Linked DNA regions of Homo sapiens: region 2 is linked to region 1. A link is a loop called in an ENCODE intact Hi-C map of the cell type or tissue named here. Cell type or tissue: transverse colon. All regions are shown on one strand.

Region 1 (4,000 bases):
GGCCCCTGGGGTACTCAGATAGCCAGAAGGGGCCTGCAGGGACTTTAGGCAGCAGGGAGGGGTCTGCAGGGACCTCAGGCAGCAGGAGGGGTCTGCAAAAGCTCTGGTAGTGGGAGGGGGCAGTGCACCTGAGCAAACACGTACCCCTTACCTGCACCCCGCAATCCTGCCCAGAAGCCAAGAGAAACAGATGGAGGCTCAATGAGGGTGTAGGGAGGGGCCCACATGGACTCCCACCCCACTTCCACCTCTTTGCAGGAACAAAGCCACCCAATTTAGGAAAAGACATGGCTCTAGCAGTCAGAGTACAGGCCCACCCCCACCCTCAGTGATGTCCTTTCCCCCCACATACTCACCCAGGGCCCCCCGGGGACAGGGCACTGTGGCCAGGACGCCAAACTTTGTCTGGGGCCACCACACACCAGATCTCAGGGACTTAGGGCAGGCATCATAGAGCACTAGAGAGAGAAGAGGTGCTGAGCCAGGCAGTCAGGGTACAGGGCAGTTGACAGCCACACCCACTGCCCCTCCACCACCCCCCACAAGGCCCACTGCCCGCCACTCCTGCTGGCTTCTCAGGAGCTGACCTGTCAGATTCTGTGACAGGTCAGCAAAGTACTTGGGGCAAAGGTAGGGTTCCCTGGGTGTAAGTGGTCTCCCTCAGGAGAAGCTTCCAGAGTCCCCAAGGAGCCATGTGTGCCACTGACACGTGATGGTGGCACACTGGAACCAGCCCTCTATGGGTGGAGCTGGGTGGAGCCTGCTCACCCCGGCAGCCGCTGGCTGTCACCTCTGCGAAGGGACTGTCACAGCTGTTGCACTGGCGGCCAAGGGCTCCTGGGCGACAGGGGCACTGCCCGCTGTGGGGTGCACATGAGCGCGAGGTGGAGCCCACAGGGTAGCAGTCACATGGGAGGCAAGAGTCACTGCCCCGCGGTCGGTAGTGGAACTCCTGTTTGAGGATGGGCCAGGGGCCTGAAGTCAGAGGTCAGGGCTTGGGGAATGAGTGGAATCAAGGATAAAGGGTCAAGAGAACAGTGCTCATGGGCCAGAGGACACCTGGGTCATGCGTGAAGCCAAGGGAGGGGTCACGGGTAAAGGATGAGAGACAGCAACTTGGTCACAGGACACAGGCAAGAGGTTAGGGCCCAAGTCAGGTGGCGGAGGTCAGCAAGCTGGACAGGAATTGCAGATTGCGTCCAAGGAAGGGTTAAAAGGTCAGGGGCCAGGCGCACCTTGCAGTGACACTGCCCATTTGTCTTGTTGCAGTTGGGATCAAAACCTTTGTGAACATCACAGTTGCAGGGGCCACAGGTTGGGCTCCCCCACCAGCCCCGTGGGCACTGCTGGTCCATCCTGGGGGTGCAGAGCCAGGTAAGATGCCTCCACGGTATCCCAGTGACCCTCCCTGTCCCTGCCAGGTCTCCCCATCGCCTCAGCCCCAGCCTCTTACCTGTGCTCACAGTGGTGCCCGAAATAGCCACCCACACAGTCACAGGTATAGCCATGGGGGGCTCCTGGCAGGTGCCGGCATGATCCCTGGTTCTGACAGGGGTTCAGGAGGCAGGCATCCACACAGCCTGGGCCGTAGTAACCTGCAGATTGGGTCAGAAAGCTCAGGATCCTGGTCGCAGAGCATGGAAGGAAGCAGGCACCCGTCCCGAGTCCCTGCCTCCTTCAGGTTCCCCAGTCTTCATCATGGGCCCCTAACGCCTGCCCAGGTCACCCTTCCCCCAACCCTCTCAAGGCTCACCTGGCTGGCAGGTGCAAGAAAAGGTCTGCCAGAGGTCCCGGCAGTCTGCGTGAGGTGGGCAGGGCCCAGAGGCACAGGCGTTGGTCACAACACAGCCAGGCTCCGCATTCACTCGGTGGCTGGGGGGTAGCAGGGCCGGGGAGCCAGAGGGTGTGGAGCCGAGCCACACCCCCTGTGGACACACAGCCAGCAAGGGGTGAGACCATGTTAAGGCACCTCAGCCTCAAGTACTGCAGAGCCAGCCACCCGGTCTGATGATCCTTGACATGCAGTCTTCTGATACCCTCAAAAAACCCAGGCCTCAAAAATATCCCCAATTTGGTACCCCTGTGGGACCCTAATTGTGCTGTTTCTGACACAGATTCCTAAAGGCCCTTGATAATCCAAGCTAGACTCCCACCTCCAATGCCACAGAAAGGCTTGACCTAGCTCTCAACTCTGGGTCATTCACCCCCTCGCACCAACCCCCACTTGAATACTGCCTTTCAGGTCCCAAGGAGCCCCTGACTTCTGACCCCTGACCCTAATGCCCCATATCACATTCCCATGCTGACCCCCACCTGGATGCAGCCAACCAGACCCTGAGGAGCCTCCTCTGCACTGCCGGGGGGCAGGCCTCCCACGTGGAGCTGCTTTACCTTCAGGCCCTGCAGCTCACTCCCCACCGCCATGGTGTCCTGGAGGAAGTGGGGCAGTCAGCACTGAGGGAGAGGGGCCTGATGAACCCCTGTCATAGCCCAGAGTCAGTCTTGGCCTTCTTCTAGCCCTTCTAGGCTGCCCCCTCCCTCCTGGACCCACAGTAGACCTTAATATTGCTTGATTTTGACCGGGGGTGGGTAGAGACTGGGGCAGAGACTAGAAGGGGCTTCTAGGAATCAGGCAAAGTGCTGGCTACAGAGGTTCCCCAAGACCAGGCCCCAAATCTGGCACAAAGAGGGCTTGAGAGTGGACCAACTTGGCTGGTGGGTGGGCTCAGTGCAAGGATATATGGTGGGGAACTAGGGGTAGAACATCAGACTCAGTGCAGTGGAGGGAACTGAGAGGAGCTGGACTAGAGGTGGGGTCAAATAAGGCGGATCTGGTTGGAAGGCTGAGAACAGACTACCCCGGGGTCAGAGGCCAGACCTGGAAGAGGCTAAAGTCCAGTGAGACCATAAGGACATGGTGGCCCCGCCGGCCACCTGGTTCCTCCTGCAACTCCAGCCGCAGATCGTGCCACCGGCCATCACTGACAGTCACCTGGTCCAGAAGGAGATGGGAAGCACGGCCCGAGCCCCTGGTCACTGTCACAGACAGTAACCCCCGATCTAGCTGTGGGCAGAGATGCATAGCCCTGGGGTTAGAGCCCCATGTGGGCTGGGACTTGGAGGTGAGATCAGAGGGCTCAGAGGTCAGGAATATCAGAGGTCAGAACAGTGGGGTCAAGGTTATACCTGGCACAAAGGGCACTGTGCCAGGGGACATCATGTTGCTGATATGGGGTCAGGGGGCAGAGGATAGGACCAGGTGTTGTGGGTGGGTTGGTGCAGCTTGCATAAGAGAGAGCTATGCTGGAGCCCTGCACCTGCAGAGGATATAATGATGGAAAGAGAATCAAGGGCTAGGGTCCAGAGCAGGGTCAAGTGTGGTTGGGACACCTGGCAGAAAAGTATGCTGTGTGACCAACCTGAACCCACAAGAATGTCAGTGGCGGCCTAAGAGACTGAGAACTGAGGGTATAGGGGTGAGCAGGGTGGACACACCTGGCAAAGGAGCGTGCTGTGTGGCCCAGCCTGCACTTGCATCAGGACCCCCTGCGTTGCCCGTGTCCGAAATGCCAGCCCCAGGTACCATGGCACAGACACAGCCATGTCACTTCCAAAGTTCCAGCTCAGTGTGCCGTTGCCACGGAAATGGTGGGGATGGGCCATAGCTGAGTGGATAAGAGAAACAGGGTTACAGCCCCTGCCCCAGGAACAGATCTGACCCTGCAGGCCCCTCTGCCCCATGCTGCCCACTTACTAAGCTGACAGTCTTTGCCGCCGAAGCCCACAGGGCAGTCGCAGCTGAAGCTGCCCCAGCGCTCCGAGCAGAAGCCACTGTTCTTGCAGGGGCCTGAGTCACAAAAGTGTAGCTTGGCTTGGCAGCCTGGGAGAGGAAAGCACATGGCGGACATGAGAACAAGGGTTGGGGGGCACAAGTGCTGGACAGGACTTTAGTGTCCAGAGGGGCTGAAAGAGACCAAGATCTCAGCCCCATTTCCCATTT
Region 2 (4,000 bases), 130 kb before region 1:
CTTTCCTTTCACATTGTAGGGTTTCACACTTCACAAAGCCAACTGAGCTGGCGAGAGTGAACACCTAAGAGCTGCGCCGGAAGAAACTGGGGCTGGGCAACCTCCGCGCAGCCCATGCAGATGCAGTCTGGTCAAGTGACTCTTAGCAGCAGGTCAGGAGCCACGCACAACCTTGTCGCCGACTGTCAACAAAGAGCCAGGTGGGCTGGGGTGGGGGCTCTGGGTTCCGCCAGCCATGTGTGGCTTCAAGAATATCCCTGCATGGCATGGTGACTATCACACACACTGGAGGGCCTGGAATGACCCCCTCTGCAGAGAGCAGTGCCTGCCTAGTGGTCACAGTGGATGAACATGGTCACTGGTGAGCAGGCACCGTGACAAGGGCTTCCTCTGGAGGTCTTGAGATGTCCACGTTCTGTACAATAAAAACACAGAGCGTTCACTCCATGGCAGGAATAGATGAGATGCCTGCTGTCTGCCGTCCTCATCACTGTGGTTCATCAGGCTTCACATTCTCACTGTAGCAGCCACAGCCGCAAGACTCTAGACCACAAGCTTCCCTAAGAATACATGGCCAAGAGCTTCGTGCCACATAGCGGGTGGATGGACAATAGAACAAAGGTGCGGTGGAGGATGCCACCTCGTTTCCTGCTCCACTGCAGCCAGGTCAGGCAATACCCAAAGCAAGGCCACTCCCACCTCCTATCTCAGGGCTGAGTCAATTGAGGAGGAACCCCTGGCTTGGGGATTTTATCCTCATCTGTGGGGCAGGGAAGGGGTTCAACTCCTGGGGGTGCCTCCTTCCTAGTTTAAAGTGTTGGCACGCAGGTGTCAGAGGTGCCCCAGAAGCCTATGGGCATTTCCTGGTCTGCAGCCTGGTCTGTCCCCTCAGAACTGGGGTACAGGGCCTCCTGAAGCCCTCAGCTATAGAAGGACCCCACCAAACTGCAGAGCTCAGTCCCATCCTTGGCCTGTCGGGCTCAGGGAGTCTCAGGCCTGAGGAATAGGGAATCTGAAACTTCCCTTAGCTCTCTGAGGCTGTCTTATGTGCCCCAGAGCCTGGTGGCCCCTCCTCCCAGCTGTGGGCCCCGGAACCATCACCTGCAGGAGCAGGTCACTGATGACCTGAGCTGCTGCCCCATGCAACATGACATGCCCAGATCTTCAGGGAGAGAGACATGGCCCCCATGGCCCACAGCCTGGGCTCATAGGACCGGCCCCTGGAATTGTAGGGGCAGGTATAATTCTTACTGCTGGGCAGGCTTCCTGAGGCGCCCCTTTTCCACCACAGCCTGCCCCAATGGATGGGCCAGAAGGGAGCCATCCAGGAACCTGGGGTTAGTAGCGGTTTGCCTCTCAGAAGCACCCACCCATAGTGGGCAGAATGACCGCCAGCCACACTATGGTGATGGACTGGTAGGGTCAGCTCCCAAGGGCTGCCAGGCCCAGGGACCTCTCTTACCATCACCCTGCCAACCCAGGGGCCTCTCTTACCATCACTCTGTCAGCGCTGGGGGCCCAGTGCCATCTGGGCCTTCCTTGGCCCAAAGGATGCCCGTTGGGAGGTACGTTCCCCTGTGACTTGTGGGTACCAAATTGGGCCTGGGCTGAACTTGGCCAAGACATGCACGAACTATCAGAGCAATGGGAAGAGAGGCCTGCAGGGTAACTGGTCCTGCTTGGGGGCAGTGGTGTTGGGAAGGGACAGGACACATCTACACACCTGTGCTGTGAGGTCCAAGGCCAGATGTCCTGGTCCAGCCCAAGACGTGCATCCTCAGCAGGGACCCAGAGCCCAAGCAGGCCCCATCATGGATGGCAAGAGGCATGACTGAGGCCCAAGAGCCTTCTCCGTGCAGTGGCCTCCAGGAACTGGGACCGGGGCTCCCAGAAGTGTAGGTCCTATCCTTGGCCCCAGTGGGAGAGGGAGCCAACATTGTGGAGGGACCCCACATGGGACTAAGAGTGGTTCTGAGCTACACTCTGAGGAGCTTCTACCTTCCACAAGGCACTTGGGGAGCACAGGTGGTGACTGCTTTTCTGGACCAAGGTCTCCACCCCATGCTGAGGCCCCTTCAGTATCTGCATGGCCCTTTCCCCAAAAGTACATGATCCCATTTTAATTTTTAAAGGTGCTGGGGTTAGGAAAGGGGCTCATGAGGCCTCGGCTGCAGGGATGGGGAGTGGGAAGAGTGCCCACCTGCCCTCAGAAGGCCAGAAGCCTCATTCTTAGCCTCCAGCCTCATTCTCACTGAGCCCAAGGGCCCCCTTGACTTAGACCTCCAAGTTGCTGCTTGGGAGCCCTGTGGCTCCTCAAGTCCTGGGGCTCCAACCACACCCAAGTTCAGGCACTCCTGAGCCTGGTGGCCCAGAGTCAGGGATTTCCCCATCCCCAGGGCAGGTGCCTTGGGAAGGCCTGATGCAGGCCCCACCCAGAGCCAGGGCCCCGCCCTGCTGATGGGACAACAGTCTTGGCAGAAGACTCAAGCTCCCTCTGGCAGGTGCCGCAGCTGGGCCTGGCCCTGGAGGATGTGCAGTCTGGACACCCCCACATCAGGAACACCCCGCTACCCCAGCAGTGACCCCATTGCTACCTGAGGCCTGTCCCGGTGCGTGTTCACAGCAGCCACGTTCAGGAATATGGACTCCACTTTACAACCTGCCAAAGGGAAGATGCAAATCCATCCCCACTCCTGAAAGGCAGCTGAGCTGCAGATGCTAGAAACTTCTCTTGGAGGGGGGTCTGGGCGTGTGGAATGGAGCAGCCATCTCAGCCTCACTCTAGTTCTTCCACTTTAGGCAGCTCTGGGGAGCCCCGGGAGGAAGGATGAGACACGCTGTCAGACCCACGCATATCTATGTGACGGCCCAGACAGGGCCACACAGAGGCCCCAGGCTCCCCAACCCCAGGACCGAGAGGGATCGGGGGAACAGCAGGCCTAAGTTGAGGTTACTGACTCTCAAAGTCTTCAGGGCCCCCAAACCACCCACATTCCAACTCTACCATATAAGGCCCAGTCAACCGTGTGCCAGGTGCACAGTGCAATGGGGGATGAGGCCATTGTCACACACTGGAGTGACATCAGCTGCCACTGGGCTTCACAGCCATTCCCCCAAGAGCACCTGTGTTAAAGGTGAAGAGCTAAGACCTGAGAGATGAAGAAGTTGCCTGAAGTCTCTGCTGGTATAGCAAGAGGCAGGGTGGGGACTCACACTGCCCTGCACCCAGAATAAAGTCCAGGCCCTGAGGACCAAGGGGCCTTGTGGGGGTTCAGAAAAATCAGTAGAAAAGCCCCTCATGCAGGTAGGCAATGGTTAAGCAAAGTCACTGGGGAGGTCTTCTGTGGCCACATAAACTTTTTCACAACAAACTTTTTTTTTTTTTTTGAGACAGGGTCTCGCTCTGTCGCCCAGGCTGGAGTGCAGTGGTGCGATCTCGGCTCACTGCAAGTTCCGCCTCCCGGGTTCATGCCATTCTCCTGCCTCAGCCTCCCAAGTAGCTGGGACTACAGGTGCCCGCCACTACGCCCAGCTAATTTTTTTGTATTTTTAGTAGAGATGGGGTTTCACCATGTTAGCCAGGAGGGTCTCTATCTCTTGACCTCGTGATCCACCCACCTCGGCCTCCCAAAGTGCTGGGATTACAGGCATGAGCCACCGCACCCAGCCCCAGAACAAACTTTTTAAAAGCAAATTAGGGCCGCAGATGGTAGCTCATGATGGTAGCTCACGCCTGTAATCCCAGCACTTTGGGAGGCCGAGGCAGGTAGATCACCTAAGGTCAGGAGTTCGAGACCAGCCTGACAACATGGTGACACTCTGTCTCTACTAAAAATACAAAAATTAGCTGGGCATGGTGGCAGGCGCCTGTAATCCTAGCTACTCGGGAGGCAGAGGCAAGAGAATCATCTGAACCCGGGAGGTGGAGGTTGTAGTGAGCCTAGATCACGCCATTGCACTCCAGCCTGGGTGACAAAGCGAGACTCCGTCTCAAAGAAAA

What was found. A loop is a pair of places that touch in the nucleus more often than their neighbours do. Peaks named below come from ENCODE experiments on the same cell type or tissue, not always from the same donor. Only the 100,000 strongest peaks of a DNase experiment are listed, where the experiment ranks them.
Region 2: a loop joins it to region 1, with 36 times the contacts of the local background. A loop is called at or near these places in 1 of 110 quality-filtered maps.

The regions. Positions count from the first base shown.
Region 1 is chr3:48,650,124-48,654,123 of GRCh38, forward strand. CELSR3 (cadherin EGF LAG seven-pass G-type receptor 3) reads right to left here. Exons shown (of 35, transcript NM_001407.3): 8 at 3,755-3,880; 9 at 3,496-3,665; 10 at 2,879-3,064; 11 at 2,314-2,430; 12 at 1,754-1,925; 13 at 1,454-1,595; 14 at 1,236-1,356; 15 at 769-952; 16 at 357-458. Among named protein-coding and RNA genes, the nearest start is that of MIR4793, 7.8 kb to the left of the region's middle. In transverse colon, no CTCF peak of the experiment used is centred here; no DNase peak of the experiment used is centred here.
Region 2 is chr3:48,519,392-48,523,391 of GRCh38, forward strand. It overlaps PFKFB4 (6-phosphofructo-2-kinase/fructose-2,6-biphosphatase 4), which reads right to left. Exons shown (of 14, transcript NM_004567.4): 13 at 2,595-2,659; 14 at 1-415. The coding sequence ends at 356. Among named protein-coding and RNA genes, the nearest start is that of SHISA5, 17 kb to the left of the region's middle. In transverse colon, no CTCF peak of the experiment used is centred here; a DNase peak (open chromatin) is centred at 2,431.